Linked DNA regions of Homo sapiens: region 1 is linked to region 2. A link is a loop called in an ENCODE intact Hi-C map of the cell type or tissue named here. Cell type or tissue: mammary epithelial cell. All regions are shown on one strand. Each heading gives the region's core, and the rest is flanking DNA. Links, peaks and the distances in the headings are about the cores only. Region 1 overlaps IMMP2L (inner mitochondrial membrane peptidase subunit 2). Region 2 overlaps IMMP2L (inner mitochondrial membrane peptidase subunit 2).

The links. Peaks named below come from ENCODE experiments on the same cell type or tissue, not always from the same donor. Only the 100,000 strongest peaks of a DNase experiment are listed, where the experiment ranks them.
Region 1: it touches region 2 in a loop (5-fold over the local background); 2 of 110 quality-filtered maps call a loop at or near these places.

What each region holds. Positions count from the first base shown.
Region 1 is chr7:111,354,195-111,362,547 of GRCh38, reverse strand. The region is part of intron 3 of IMMP2L (inner mitochondrial membrane peptidase subunit 2); the gene reads left to right. LOC124900232 (a long non-coding RNA gene) reads left to right here. Exons shown (of 2, transcript XR_007060475.1): 2 at 1-8,353. Among named protein-coding and RNA genes, the nearest start is that of IMMP2L, 200 kb to the left of the region's middle. In mammary epithelial cell, for the core only: no CTCF peak of the experiment used is centred there; a DNase peak (open chromatin) is centred at 4,657; H3K27ac peaks cover 465 bases.
Region 2 is chr7:111,194,500-111,202,852 of GRCh38, reverse strand. All of the region lies in intron 3 of IMMP2L (inner mitochondrial membrane peptidase subunit 2), which reads left to right. LOC124901725 (a long non-coding RNA gene) reads left to right here. Exons shown (of 2, transcript XR_007060477.1): 1 at 1-8,353. Among named protein-coding and RNA genes, the nearest start is that of LRRN3, 110 kb to the right of the region's middle. In mammary epithelial cell, for the core only: no CTCF peak of the experiment used is centred there; a DNase peak (open chromatin) is centred at 4,402; H3K27ac peaks cover 1,047 bases.

The DNA of each region.
Region 1 (8,353 bases), core at 50-8,049, 160 kb before region 2:
AAACATCCTTCTCATCTACTTAGTGAACAGTTTCAGTTCTTTCATAAACAGAGAAAATAAAAAATAGAAAAAAAATGTATGTGAAACCTTATACTAGCAATGAGTAACATTCATTCAGAGGCCTATAAACTATTTTAAAAAAGAAAAAAATCTAGCCCTTCTCATTAAGAAATACATTTCCATATATTTCTTAGTTTGAACATTACAGTTTTAGAAAATTAAACACAATTTAAAAGTTCAATTTTAAGGTACATTTTTATTGAAGAGAAGTATGATAGAGGATCAGTTAAAAACTTTTAGAAATAAAAACGATTACATTAGGGTAAAATCCTATGGGGAGATAACTGGAAATGAGTTTAAGCAAAAAAGTGTGTATAAATTTTCTAACTCTTGAATTTTTTTTTGATAAAATGGTTGCTGGTGTATATCAGATTACTGTGGAAGTTAGATTTCTTTGGTACTCTTAAAAGACTGGTATAACAGTTTTATATAAAAATGGCAGTATTTGTAACATGCTAGAAATTATAGCCTTTGCAATCATTTAAATTCATGATGAAAATTTTTACATGTCAACTGAAAATGTATGTTGTGTATTTTTAGAAAATTCTTTTAGGAATATGAGAGAAAAAAAATGAAGACTATTGTTTTAGAGCTTCCTTTTTAGAACCTAACTTTCTTCAACAAACCATTTTGTAAAATGTAGATGAGAAAAAGAATTGAGATAATACCTACTGAAAGGTTATTATCTTGTTAGTAATGAAGAGTAGTTTCCTAGGTTTTGGATGCCTGACATACAGGTTATGATAAAGCTGAACTTCTGTTATCAAAGATGAGTGGCCTGGACAGCTCTCTTAGTTGAACACTTTTTTTATGGAAAGCTACTAGTATCCCTAGGCAGCACCAGCATTTTCCTGAAGGGAAATCTTTGGATCAACATAGTCCCTTGAACAAGTAAATGTTTTGTTGAGTTTCGATAGAACAAGACAGATATAATTTGGCAAGGAAAAATTTTATGTTGGAGTTTATTAATTGCTTGCTTTAAGAATACTCAGTTATGCTGCAACTGCTACTATAGAAAGTATAACTCTGAATAGTGAGTTAGCTAAAATATACTCCCAGATAATTGAATTAGTAAGTGTATATAATTATATATAAATTACTCTCTATAATCCTGCACAATTAAATCTTCAAGAATGCTTGCAAAATGCAACAATTTTAGTTTTGATATGCATAACGTTGAGTTTGTTGTAATGGTAGCAGTGAGAATAATAGGGAACAGATGCCCACACAGTTAATAAGTTATGAAACTGGTATTTAAACCCATGTGTTCAATGCCATGTTATTTCTACTACAGCAATAGGAAGGCTGCCTAGCATTTTGTACATATAGAAAATTGGCTATATTTAAATATAGTTTATTGTTTACTATTAATAAAAGGAATCCTGGCATTGTTACAGGATTTCACTAGTTTATTTATGGTTCATTAAACTCTTAAAAATTTAGGACCCTAAAGAGCTTCTGTTCTGTGGGTTAGTTTCATCAATATTTAGCATATTGGAAATTAAGATTGAGAAAATTTAAAATATATATTCATCATTTAAAAATAAAAATATTTATTATGTATCAACATAAATACGACAGTTTTATGAAAAATAACTATATATTTCAAAACAAAAATATTTAGTGAGAAGAGGGCACTATTTTACTTTTGCTTTGTTCTTTGTTTTTTTGAAACAAGGTATCGCTCTGTCGCCCAGGCTATAGTGCAGCAGCATAATCATAGCTCACTGCAGCCTTGACTTCCTGGGCTCAAGTGATTCTCCTGCCTCAGCATCCCAAGTATCTGGGACTATAGATATGTGCCACCATGCTTGACTAATTTTTTTATTTTTTGTAGAGATGAGGTCTTGCTATGTTGCCCAGGCTGGTCTCAAACTCCTGGGTTCAAGCAATCCTTCTACCTCAGCTTCCAAAAGTGCTGGGATTACAGGCAAGAGCCACTGTGCCCCAGGCCTGTTTTAGATTTTCATAAATCTCTTCAATATCTGGCCGAATACAAACAGGTGGATTCTCATATCTGCTTTTGCATTCAATATGTTGTGTAATGTTATTTGATTTGGAGTATGTATGAAAACAATCTTCCCTCACACAGGTATGTACTTGGGAAAGGGAGGCCTTATGGACCCCCTGCAAGGTTCATGGGGACCATCAGAGTGGCGTCTTCAGAGCACACTATGGGGACACTGCTTTAAAATATTATCAAAAGTGTTACATTTTAATAATTAGTATGCATGTAATAAAATGGAAATCTAGTTTTTGCATATGTATTATGTTGATGTCTGTATTTGATTTTAGCTCCATGTATTATGGAGGACTTTCCCTTACTTTTGGATTTGTAATGACATTATGGCGAAATTGTAATCACATTATGGCGAAATTGTAATCAGAAACCAAAACCATTTTTTAAAATTTATGGAGTGGATTAGAGTATAAATTTCAACAGGATAGGAATTGTGAACAGATGTTATACTGAAAAACCAATAGAAAAGAAATTCAAATAGGTTATTATTAATTTAGTAATTATAATAGTATGAAATAATTCTGTACTCCAAGAGAACATTTATCCCATTAATTCTTTAAAAAATCAAGATCCTTAACCATCTATTTATCTTTCACCATCTTTCCCACCCTCCCTCCACCTACTTCTTGCATTTATTTCCTCTTCTTTAACATTCATTCAATAAATATTTATTGGACTCTTTATCAGTTAGGGTAACCACTAGCTTATGTAACAAAGAGATTAAAAAATGCATAATGGTTCAAACACAATGAAAGTTTATTTCTTGCTTAACAACCAATGAGCATGTTTCTGCTTGGAGTAGTGGCTGCTCATTTTATAGGTGGCTAAGGAAGCTGCAATTTCTGTGGTGTTTATGAACCTGGAGAGGCCGGGCACGGTGACTTACGTCTGTAATTCCAGCACTTTGGGAGGCTGAGGCAGGTGGGTTACTTGGGGTCAGGAGTTCCAGACCAGATGGGCCAATATGGTGAAACCCCGTCTCTACTAAAAATACAAAAATTAGCCAGGAGTGGTGGCGGGTGCCTATAATCCCAGCTACTCAGGAGGCTGAGGCAGGAGAATCTGTTGAACCTGGGAGGTGGAAGTTGCAGTGAGCTGAGATTATGCCACTGCACTCCAGCCTGGGTGACAGAGAGAGACTCTGTCTCATTAAAACAAACAAACAAACAAAAACCTGGAGAATTAGGAGGCCACCTCACATGGATGCCCTGGCCCTAGCTTTTGTTTTCATGAAAGTAGAGTTTGGACATTCAGATCTACGTTGCAGAAAAATCAAATTTTTGTATCACTGACCTTGCCAGTAAAAACAGCAGAGGCAACAGCAGCCAGCCTCTGTCTCACCGTGTTAACCTTGCCTTCCAAAGTAATGCCAGTGTATCGGCTTGGCAAGAGCTAGGTGATGTGCCAACATCTAACTGTCAGGAAGTCTAGGAAATAAACTTTAGCTTTCTAGCTTAGCTTTTGTTCTAGCTATCTAACTTAGCGTGCATGAAAGAACACAACTGAAATGGAGTTGAGTACACTAATCTGCACACCTAGGAAAAAGATCTAAAATGAAATATAATAGTATGTCGACAATGATTATCTCTGGCTAAATCACAGCACCTTCTCCTTCCTTTACTATCTTGATTTCTGTCCCTTGTTAATTTTCATCAGTCTAAAAGAGACTTTCTCCCATTTCCAGTTGTCTCCCTTGGTTGCTATAACAGCATAAGATCAACAATGAGAACGGTCATATTGGTGATTTCTGGCAGCCATGGGAAGACTTTACTTTTAGTGCAAAAACTATAGAAATTTCACCCATGCATAATTCTTTTGGGGGTGGGGTTGTCTGGTGAATTGGTTAAGGGAGCCTTTCAGTGCAACTATATGTGTGTTGAAATATGTCAATCTTGATTATTCTTGCTTTGCTGCCTGGTGTGGATACTTTGGGGTTTCTGACTTCTAATTGAGCTTAGGCATTATGGTAACCAAAGATTATTGTGTTAGGGAAGAAGCCAAGATAATCACAAGATAATGTGATTTTTTTTCCTTAGGTAGGTCAGAATCAGTCACTTTTGTCTTGTTATGCATTGCTGCTTACTGAAGATTCTATATAATACATGATGGCAAAAGATGCTTTCATTAACGTTTCGGGGTTGCCTAAGTAACAAGTGGAATAAATGATTTATCCTCAGTTCCTGGTTATATCCTGGTCATTGAGGAGCTGAGAATAGAGGGTAGTAAGATAATGCATCTGAGGCTGTGGGGTAGGTGAGGAAACGTGAAAGAGTAGTCCAGAAAGGAAGGGAAATCTAAACATACTAGATGTCAGCAAATCAAATAGTTCATTCTAGAGTGTGAGGCACCCAGAGGGTATAGCAAAAACAAGCCAAATGATTATGTACTCTGAATCTAAAAAGTGAATGGTTGACAGCCCAGTACAAAGATTGGGTTTCTACTCTGAGATAGGGTATCAAAAGAGTCCAGAATGCCCTAGGGTGAAAACCTTGGCTTGCTGTGGCTTGCAGAAATCAGAGTATGGGAGTGTGATGGGTGTGGTGTAGGAGGCATTATAGCAGTAATTCCAAAGCTGGCTAGTGCCCTTGGGTTACTTTCAGTTTCCATGCTCATGGGAAGATTGGCATGCCCCACATGGTTAAAAGTACCAGATAGAAATGGATAAGTATATATATATATAATTTCTTCATGATGACTCATGTTGCTTAGGGCTAAGAGAGTACTTCCTTTTAAAAATGCATTGCTTACTTCATTAAAACCAGTTTGATAGATTTGATTATTTTATTCTGTTTAATAAAAATATTTAGACATAATAACTAGAGCTCATGAATGTTCCCAGCTATATAAATGAAAAAACAAAGTGCAACATTCAGACAAAACAAGTTAATTCAGGTGACACTGTTCTAAGTTGTAAAAGGACAGACCAGCATCTGAAGGGTTTTTAATGTGGCAATTAAACATGGTTAGGGGGCTATGTAAATTAGCATGGTTTTAACTGCATTTATGGTCATCTTAATCTGATATGGCTGACTTAATTTCATGGTCATTTGAGGATAGTTAATTCTACTTTATAGTTGCTTACCAGGAAAGTATACCTCATGCTGTGTGGTGAGGTTTTGTAAATGAATTTAAAGAAAATTGTTATTGTTGGAAAAAAAATTCATTGTTTAAGCATCATCTAAAGTTGCTGCCTCTAAGGGATCATTGCTGCATGGTATTTAAAAATAGGTTTTAAATGAGTTTTATATCTTGACGGTTTGAAAAGAACAACACAGATGTGTGTATTTAGCCAAAAAACTTTAAATGCTACAGTGGGCCAGTCTGTGTCCACATTCCTTCTTGAAGTGGTTAGTGATTAATCCTAGGGCAAAGATGAGTTTGTAGTTTATAAAGTACTGTACCAGTTGATAGTAATCTTGTAGCTTGCATATATGTGCTTTTTTTTTGAGACAGAGTTTCACTCTTGTTGCCCAGGCTGGAGTGCAATGGCACCATCTCGGGCTCACTGCAACCTCCTGGTTCAAGCGCTTCTCCTGCCTCAGCCTCCTGAGTAGTTGGAATTACAGGCACCCACCACAACGCCTGGCTAATTTTTGTATTTTTAGTGGAGATAGGGTTTCACCGTGTTGGCCAGGCTAGTCTTGAACTCTTGACCTTAGGTGATCCGCCTACCTCAGCCTCCCAAAGTGCAGGGATTACAGGCATGAGCCACTGAGCCCAGCCTATATATGCTTTTAAAATCTTATGAATAAAAATAACTATAAAATTGTCAATTCTTTCTTTTTTTAAAAACCAGTTTTATTTCAGTTTATCTGGAAAGTTAACTTTATAGCATTGTTTATATGAGAATTCTTCTAAAACTTTTCAGTGCTACACTAAAAAGCGTACAATTGGGATTTAACGTTGAATAAGGGGTTGCAGTCATTCCTCTGTATCTGTGAGGGACTGGTCTAGGACCTCCCTTGATACCAGAATCCGAGGATGCTCAAATCCCTGATATAACATAGTGTAGTATTTGCTTATAACCTATGTAGATCCTTTCTTATACTTAAAGTCACCTCTAGATTACATATATTTCCTAATAGAATGTAAATACTATATAAATAGTTATTATACTATATTGTTTGGGGGATAATGACAAGAACAAAAAGTCTATACATGTTAAGAGATGCAAATTTTTTTTTGAATATTTTCAATCCTTGGTTGCTTGAATCCACAGATGAGGAACCCATGGATACAGTGGGCCAACTGCATCTGAACATGTTGAATGAGTCAAATTTACTAGCCTAAAAGGAATCTGAGTCTGTTAATCTACTTTATAGCTGATTGTATTTTATTCAATATGAAGTTTTCTGTGTATATATATATGGTGTATGTTTAATTTTCTAAATTTAAATTTAATGTTTAAATTAAATAAAATAGAAAATTAGTTTAATTTTCTAAATTCTGCCTATGTGGAACCCCATGTCGCTTAATTATTGCCCTTTGGAGTTTGTTTTTCAGATAATCATATACTCATGAAAGCAAATATTTTAAGAATCATTAAGTTTTCTAACAGAATTAGACTTTGTATTTTCAGATACATGTAATTAAAGACCTATTGGGAGGAAAATAACTTAAAGAGCACTATTAATAAAGCTTAAACACAAACCTTTGAAATATGAAGCAAAATCAAAATAGACTAATTGTATGTTCTCCTTAGTTAAAAAAATAGCTTCAAATATGTTTGGATCATTGCTCAGAGAGTAGAAAATAAATTACATTTGATATAGAGGTGAACATTTAAAAGATTACTCATGAACAACATTTCTGTACATCTTATGAGTGACCAGAAGGTTTTTCTATTCTATTTTTTCCCTGTTTTTTTATTGTTTTTCTGTTTTGAGTAGAAGTTTTCAAAATTGCTCTTAAAACTGGTGGGTATTTATGAGAATAACTGAAGAAGAGAAATTTTGAAAAAATATCTGAAATTACTAATTAAGAGGATATACACAGATTCTATACATTAAGTAATAAAGCCCAATATTACAATTTACATTGAAGAAGTTTTGAAGAGTAATAACACTTTTTATTTATACAGTATCTGGTTAAAGATTTATAGTGTATAAATTGCTAATTTTCATAATTAATTTATATAAGAAAAATATTTCACCAAACTGATGTCATGCATTAGTATTATTATGTACATTATATTTTTAACTTTTAAAAATTTATTCATTTTGATTTTTAAAAAATTCGATGTACATTGTAAAAAATAAAGGAACTTTTAAGAAGAAAATTTAATTTCACTTTTCACAGGCAACCATTGTTCTTTATATTCAATAAAAACTGTCAGTTTTAGAGTACTGTATTATAAATTGGACATTCATAAAAGTTATTCATGGATGCTGCTGCTAAAGATTACCTTGGGAAAAACTAAATTCATTAGTACGTTTCCCCAGTAGTATCCTTTTCAGATCCTTCACTTTCTCTTTATTCTCTAATATTTTATTCTAGTACCTATATAGCTGTGTTTATTCTATTGAGATTAGGGTCCAGGATAGGGTAGGGATTTAACTTTTTGTCGAATGAATGGCGTATCTTCATTTTTCAGAACTTCTTGTATTTCCTTTGGTTAAATTTTATAGTTGTCTTCATATAAACTTTGCACATTCCTTCTTAGGTTTATTTCTAGGTTTTCCATATTTTTTTGTTATTGTTAAAAAATATTCTTTCCAATAAGTCTTCCAGTTGCTTATTTCTGTGTATAAGAAGGCCATTAATGTTGATCTTGATTCCAACCATATTTCAAAATATTCTTATTTATATTTTTAAGTTTATTGTCTGTGTGTTTCTAGGTAGTCATATTATTCAAAATAACACATTTTCTTTCTTTTTTTTTTAAAGCCTTATACATCTCAATTTTTTTTCTTTGTTGACTAGAACCTCTCGTCCCTCTTGACTTTCATGGGCATCCTTCTGATATTTATCATTTAATGTAATATTTCCCTTAGGCTCCTCATATGTTATCAAATAAGATTTTTCCTGTCTATTTCCAGTTGGTCAAGAGCTTTATTTTCGTTGTCGGTTGCTGTTTGTTTACCTTAGGTGGAAATTAGATTTTCAAGTACTTTGGCCTTTGATACTAGGTATCAATAAAGATGGTAATATATATGTTCTCTATTTATCTGTTAATGTGGTAAATATGTTACCTTAATAGGTATCTTTAAATTTACCTGTCTTACATTCCTGGATTAAATCTTATTTGGTCATATTTTTAACTATTCAGCTGGA
Region 2 (8,353 bases), core at 295-8,294:
ATTTCAAGAGGCTAGGTCTCTACAAATTCCTAACATCCCCTTCACACTCATCTCTGTTTCTACTCTACTAATCAATCATTATTGGGTCAACTAGATAGAGTTCATAGTGTAAAGTTGCTTATTATTTCTTTATCTCATTTCTAAAGAGAAGTAGTTCATTTCCCCAAACTCCTTTTTTGCTTGGATAATATTTTCCTTTGATGTTATATTTTAGCACTGTTTTAGCCAGTCTCTGTGAAGAGTCAATTCTACATATCCTCTGTACTGTCGATCATTAGAGTGCAGCAACCTAGAACAAAGTGGAGGCACTTGAATTGCTGGCTGGGTTCACGAGTGAAACTAACTGTGAGGACACTCATCTTTGCCCCGTTGGGTTTATTTGGAGTAGATCAGTTTAAATGATAGGCCTCCATGGGAGAAAGAAGACACTTCCATAACAATGAATTCTACATGACAGGAAGCTATGAGTGCGTGAGTACAGTTATTTTTGATTCTTGAAACTTGTTATCAGAGAATTGTTAGCATGGTGGACTTAGGGGCCAGCACTCCAGTTAACAGCTTCCTTTTCCAGACAAATTTAAGTTCCATTAATGGATTTTAATTACACTGACTTTTTCTGCCAAGAGTGGGTGTCATGGAAATTTATAACCTGATATCAAAGGAAACAGAAATTCTTCATTTAACTTTTAATTGTCTCTCAAGTGACAATTACGCTTTGAATGATGGGTCAAATGATGTTATTTATTACAACACTAGGAACCTGTTTAGTCAAATGGAGAAGCTACTTTTCAAAAGATGGGCTTTGAAATTAATGTCTAGTTTTGCATGTGGCTTGGTTAATATCTATTTGGGCTGCTTTAACAAGCACTGGGTAGCTTAAAAACAACAGAACTTTATTTCTCACAGTTCTGGAGACTGGGAAGTCCAAGATCAAGATGCCAGTATATTCAGTTTCTGGTTTGGGCTTATTCCACATAGCCAGTGTTTTCTTGCTGTGTTCCCACATGATGGAAGGGGCAAACAAGCTCTTTAGCCTCTTTTATAAGGGCACTAATCTCATTCATGAGGGCGGAGCCCTCACAACCTAATCAGCTCTTAGAAACCTCATCTCTCTTTTTTTTTCCTTTTTTTTTTTTTGAGACAGGGTCTTGCTCTGTTGCCAAGGCTGGAGTGCAGTGGCGCAATCTCAGCTCACTGCAACCCCTGTCTCCCAGGCTCAAGCGATCTTCCCACCTCACTTACTGAGTAGCTGGGACTATAGGTACATGCCACCATGCCTAGCAAATTTTTTGTATTTTTTTTAGAGATGAGTTTTCACCAGATTGCCCAGGCTGATCTTGAACTCCTAGGCTCAAGCAGTCTGCCCCCCTCAGCCTCCCAAAGTGTTGGGACTACAGGTGTGAGCCACTGTGCCCAGAGGCTCCACCTCTTAATACTATTGCAGTGGGGATTAGGTTTCAACATAGGAATTTTGGGTGGACACCAACATTCAGACCATAGCAGTTATATTATAATTCTCAAAAAACTGTATAAAGATTACATTCCTGAAATTGACGCAGTTTTTTTTTTTTTTGGATTTGATACGTTAAATGTTGGTTGGTGATAACACATCGATTTTCATTATATAGTAGTAGGATGTAGGCATGCTTTGCATTTCCATTTAATGAATTGTTTGTGTTTAAAAGATGTCTTCAGACCCTCCAAGCATATGTGTTTGATACAAGCTTTTTCATATGTGTTTCTTAGAACAGATAAGAATTGTTTCTAAACATCCAAACAAGCCAAGATGGGAATCAGGATTGTATGAGTAGGATCTGATTTTGTCTTTATAGAAGACTTAATCTAAAAGAATTTTCCAAAAGAATTTTCCACAAGGAAAAGCTCTTTGGTTTTTCACTATAGTACTATAATTTTGTTCAAATTGTTATTGAATAAAATAAGCAACAATGACAATATTAGTTCTTGCAGGAGTACTAAATACTATTGGCAGTTATGTTAATGGGTTCTTCCTATTGTTTGTAATGCCTTTTTGTCTTTTATCTGTTTGTGGAATTCCTTTTATTCCTCAAGTTCTAGGTGAAATCTCCATGAACTGTTTCTCTGCCAGGGCAGAGTTGATTGCTTTTCCTCAGTGGTCCCATTATTGCTCTAAATTATCTATTATGGATATAGATATTTATTATGTCTATTATTTATTACAGCCATATAACAGTGTATTATAATGGTATATGTGTCTGTTTCTTTTTTTTCCAGCAGATAGTGAGTTCTTCACGGGCAGAAATAATACCTTCCTCAATTTTTAAATGTAAGCTTCCAAAATAGAACCCAGTATATACCAGGTTCTTTAGTTGGGAAAGTAGACAAACAAAATACAAACAAAATGTTCTGTTGTTCATTTGTAATAATCCCTACTGTTGGGCAAACTTTGATGGTGTAAATAAAGCCAATATGTTTGAAAATTTTATATAGTTCCACTAGATGTAATAAAGAGATTGATTAAAGATCCAACAAGTTAAATTAAACAGTATTACACTTTCGACTGTGCTAATAAGACATTTTTGAAAGATTAGATTATGCTTTATTCTAAGAAAAGACAATATCATGAATCCTGCTTTATTAATACCTAAATATGTTATATCACCTTTGGTTAGTTTTGTGTGGCAGAAAGGATACAGAAAAGTAAGAATAGAAAGAAATTTTAATATGCTGTACTTTTCCCTGTAATTTTGTAAACTCACATTTCATATGTACAATAAAAATAACTCTATACCTTTATTAAAACTTCAATATCTTCATTTATATTGAGAGTGGTAGCAACATAAAATTGAAACCTGAGAGTTGTGAAGGATATAAAGTCATGTTTTAATAGAGAAACTAAATTGCTCCTTCAAAGAGCCTATAAAACTGAAAAGCATTCATTATAAATGTAATAAAAACTTATGAGTTCAATTTTATTAAAACTACACCCAGTTTCCTGGAGGGACTGGATCATTTAGAGGTAAACCACTGATGCTTTATGTCTAGCAGCATACTTTATGTGAGATAAGACATCTACTGAAATGAGGTTGATGGTTTTAACATGATCCCTAATGCACATGCACTCATAAGATTGTAATTTTAACTTTAGCAGAGTTTGCTGCTTTTGATAGTAAATTATTTACTGCTCAAAGCTCCTTCACCAAAAAACAGAATGATAGTGAAAGATAAAGCTTATGCTTCTTCTAATTGGTTTGTTATATCAGACTAACATTCTGTAAACTTCTTACTCAAATCAAATTATATAGGTTAACATTGTTACAGGAGAATAACTTTAGTGATTACCATTGGCTTTTCTTTTTCTATTCAGACATAGTACTGTTTTTAATGTGTTAAGGAGAATCATTTTTAGTTTTGGCTTCTTTTAGTGTTTTCAACTTTTACATATTTCATATTTGATGCTATTTTACATGTTCCACGTACATATTTTAATTAACTGTGGTTGTATTGCTGACAGTGTGTGAAGGTGCAAAAGGAAATTACAGGGAACTGACAGGTTGTCCAGTTACTCTTAGTTTTAGAATCAAAGAACTTTAAATAGAAATACTCGCATACTTAAATGAGAGAATTGAAATATTTGAGTTAATATACATTATATGTAGGCTGTATTTATTTATTCGGAAATGAGGCAGGTTTTTTTGTAAAATGGTGGCAGAATAAAAATGTGTTTATTTCAATCCCTTTCTTGAAACCTACTTCACAAATACATGTAAATTAATGAAAAAAAAATGGACACAAATTATAACAGCCCCACTAGGAAATGCAGTTCGAAAATGTAGTGACTGACATAGCTATCAAGTTCAGTGGAATTTAGTCCATATTGAGGGAGGACATTGGGAGCTGAAACAGTTTTCCAGATCTCTACCTGTTTGTATATATCTCTGAAAATGCATATATTCTCCACTCAAACATTCAATTCAATTGGTAGTTTTTGGTAAATATTGAAGAAGTTTACATTATTTTTGGGAACTTAGAATCTAAAGAAAGAGAAAGATATGACAAGGGCATTATAACTCTAAGGCCAGATATAAGTATGATGGAAGAACAGAGTTCCAGAATGAACGAGTCCTAATAACAGAGGAGAATTGGGAAAAATGCTTCATAAAGGAAGTAGCATTTGCAAAAGTATTGAAAGAAGGATAAGATTTTGGTAGGCAGTTATGGTGGAAAAAGGCATCATTTGTAGAAGTAGCATGAATCAAAGCAGAAATTATCAGGGCGTGTTTAGGGAATAGTTATGGATTCCAGTTTGATTGCAGCATGTGATACATGCTGGAAAGTATGAATCACTGCTTCACAAGGAGCTGTGGTTAACCAGAGTGACCTGGTACACCCATGTTGTAGGAACTTTGAGTTCATTATGTAAGTTGATCCACACAGCAGCCCATAGGGTAATAATAACTGCTTGTACGGGTTAGGAAAATAAGACTCAGAACTTGCTTAAAGTCACTCTGCTATTGAGTAGTTGAGCCAGGAATATGACCGAGAGCCGTTCTGACCTGTGTTGTTACTCACAGTATTATATGATTCTAAGGGCAGATCTGGAGCCATATTTAGAGGAATTGTCACATCAGATCAAAACTTCAGCCAGTTTATGCAGACTAGAGAGAGCATTTTTTTCTTTTTTCAAAATGAGTAAAAGAAAGTCTGTCTTTATTTTCCCATTAGTAATTGCATTCTTGTGTCCTGGAGGACAGGAAAAGAATACATGGCTTCAAAATGCCATCTTTGGAATCCTTGGTGAAAAAGTGTAATTAAAACCCAGATGTCCCTAGATTTAGATTATCTATGTACTCTTCATTCTTCTGTGCAATATTATCTGTCTACTGATTTCTAAATTATATTTAGTCAATGTTTTTTCCTCCTTCTTTGTTATTGTTGCTTACTGTAAGGTATATCTTTGCTTTAAATCCCTACTAATGTGTGACAATTCTAAAGTCTGAAGGAACTTTTAATTTGAAAGTAATTGCCTAGCATCAAGAGTAATTTTCAAAGGAGCAAAATTATTTTAAACATTTTAAACTGCAATTTTAGTCTTTAGAATTAGATGGATTTGTCATTTGATAGAATGTAATAGTATTGAGTGAACACACTGAAAGCTATCGCATTGTATAGTAGTTCTGCTGAGTTTTAAAATATAGTTGTTTTTCCCATCCTTCCAGCTGATACTTCCTTAACTGATGACAGATGGTACTTTGGTTTGTTGAAGCCCAATTCTATGATTATTTTATCTTTGATTGCCTTTTTAAAGACGTATGGAGATATCTTCATCAAATAATTAGCTATATTACCTTGAGAATTATTTTACTATAAATACTTGGTTCATTTTTGTTTTGTTCTCTTCTGTTTGTTTTGAGATGGAGTCTCGCTCTGTTGCCCAGGCTGGAGCACCGTGGCGTGATCTCAGCTCACTGCAAGCTCCGCCTCCTGGGTTCACGCCGTTCTCCTGCCTCAGCCTCCCGAGTAGCTGGGACTACAGGCGCCCGCCACCACGCCCGGCTAATTTTTTGTATTTTTAGTAGAGACGGGGTTTCACCTGTGTTAGCCAGGATGGTATCCATCTCCTGACCTCGTGATCCGCCCACCTTGGCCTTCCAAAGTGCTGGGATTACAGGCGTGAGCCACCGAGCCCAGCCAATACTTTGTTCATTTTTAAAGGAATTTGTTGGCTTATGTGATCGTTGTAAGAGTTGGTACTTCCTCAACCTTTTCAGTATTTTCTGGGCCTCCGATTTTGTAAAATAACATAGCATTAATTCATGATGGCTTTGTGAATATAAGAGGATTCAAGAGAGTTCGTGGAAGTTTAGGGAAACTTCATAAACGAAAAACTGGAAGTAGCTCAAGTCAGCCTCAGTAAGGGCAAAATAAATTGATATACCTATTCAGCGAAATACTGCACAGCTCTGAGAACCAGTGAGTCAATTTTGTATGCCCTGTTAAAGAGTCGTGCCTAAGATATATTTTTACGTTACAAAAATGTAAAACTGCAAATAGTATGAGAGCGTTTACGTAAAGATCTTTAAAGCTATATGGATATATAAACAACAAACGTGCAGTGAAAAATTTTGAAGGAACCATTAACAATGATTATTTATGGGGAAAGAAGCTAGGAAAAATGATTATTTAAATTTAAATCATTTAAATTCTCATATTTTCATTTCCTATTTCGTGAAAGTGCTTTATTTTGTTTCTTCCTGTTTCTCCCACACTCACAATGAGCATGTATTGCTTTTATTAACTAAATAGTTTTTTAAAAAGTCCCTTTTATTTAGAAAATAGTGTATAGGAGACTCTTAGTGTCCTCCATAATCTTTTTGAATGAGACTTCATAATCTCCTAATTTACAATGATTGTAAGATGCTTTAGAGAAAATACCACATTGTTCTAGTTTAACACTCCTAGTGATGAATGGGTCACTTCATTGAATAATTTTTTTTTCTAGTTTGATTTTTATCGTTTGATTCTGGAAATGATGACCCGATCTGAACTTTAGCTGGCATGGCCAGCATGGTATAAAAGGCTAGCACCGTAAAGCATTTTGTTCCTTTTAGGGAACAATATAATCTTTCACATTATTCCAAGAGATTATTTTTCATGATTTTTCCTAAGGTCCCAAATAATCTTAGTTTAAAAATTAAATTTATGGGTGTGGCCCCTTATGCCTATAATCCCAGCACTTTGGGAGGCTAATGTGGGAGGATTGCATGATCCAAGTAGTTCAAGACCAGTCTGGGCAACACAGAGAGATACTGTCTCTATCAAAAACAAAACAAAACAAAACGGTGGATGTGGTGGCATACCCCACCTGTGGTACTAGCTGCTTGGAGGCTAAGGTGGGAGAATCACTTGAGCCCAGGAGTTCGAGGGTGCAGTGAGCCGTGATTGTGTTGGTGAAGTCCCGCCTTGGTGATAGAGCAAAAATAAAATAAAATGAAATGAAATGATAGAGCAAAAATGAAATGAAATGAAATGAAATGAAATGAAATAAAATAAAATAAACAATAAAAATTAAATTTGATTACACAGTCTAGCATTCTATTCATATTTTTCTGATAATTTCTAAAAGTTAAATTTATCATGCTCTGGAAAACACATGGATTTTAGAATCGTCGACACTCATAAAAAGGAACTCATAGGGTAGTCAATGGAAATAAATGAGCTCACATATATAAAGCATCCTGAAGACAGACTCAGTCCGTAATTAGACTTTCAATGAAAATATATGTACATATTTGCTTTTAAAAATAAAAAATCCTTTATAATAAAGTTTCTACACAATAAAAAGATAATGTGGCAATTGATAAAGAGACATGATTGAAATTTTGCACTTTACTTTGACTTCTAGTAGTGTTACCTCCTATATTCTTCCAGTCTATCTCTTTTTTATTCCTTGCAAGTTTATATTTTCAACTTAGTCTTTAGAAGCAGCTGATAATGTCCGTCCAGTTTGTATTGAGATCATAGAAATTGGTATCAGTTGAAACAGAATAGATAAGTTTTGAAAAAAATTTGTTTCTAGCCTCTCATCTAATCTTCCAAAAATATTAATGGGATTTAGGTTTCTACTGTCCTTACTACTTTAAATTTAAATTAGTTTAAATTGAAATTATGTTAATAATCCAATAAACTTAAAATCTTTGTAATTTTATGTAAATATAAATGGAAGCCAAAAATCTATTACTTCCTGCCTCTTTCATATACTTTACAATGTAAGTTTTATGTAGTGCATGTTATTTCATTAAGACCTAACATATTAAATAAATATACTAAATGGTGACAGTTTTAATTGTTATTTTTCAATAGTTTGGTTTTTAAAAACAATTCACTGAAACACATTTCTGCTTATGGAAAATCATCTATGAAAACGATAAGTAAAATTGTTTTGTAATATTTTTGCATAAGTATATACATTGCAAAAAAACTGGAAATTTAGTGTCTACATGTTAGATATGATTATAGAAGTTGATACTGGGTAGAGCTAAGTAGATATGGTCTTGGTAAGTAATTTTGTGATTTCTAATATAAGGTTAGATATAATGCCTACCTCACAGACTTGGTGAAAATAATTTATAAAGGAAATTTTATAAAGCAATACTGTTTTAGGTGTTAATCTTTTATTTAGAAACAAATATTGATTATTGTTTTTATCAGCTCCATATATATTTGACTGTGAAGACATATGTACTATTCATTCACAACATCTATTGAGTACTTGTTGTGGACTGGGGATTGTGGCAGGTAGTGGCTTTTGTGATAAATAAGATGAGGTTCTTAACACTGTTGAAGCTCATAGTTATTGAAGGAGAGGAAGCAT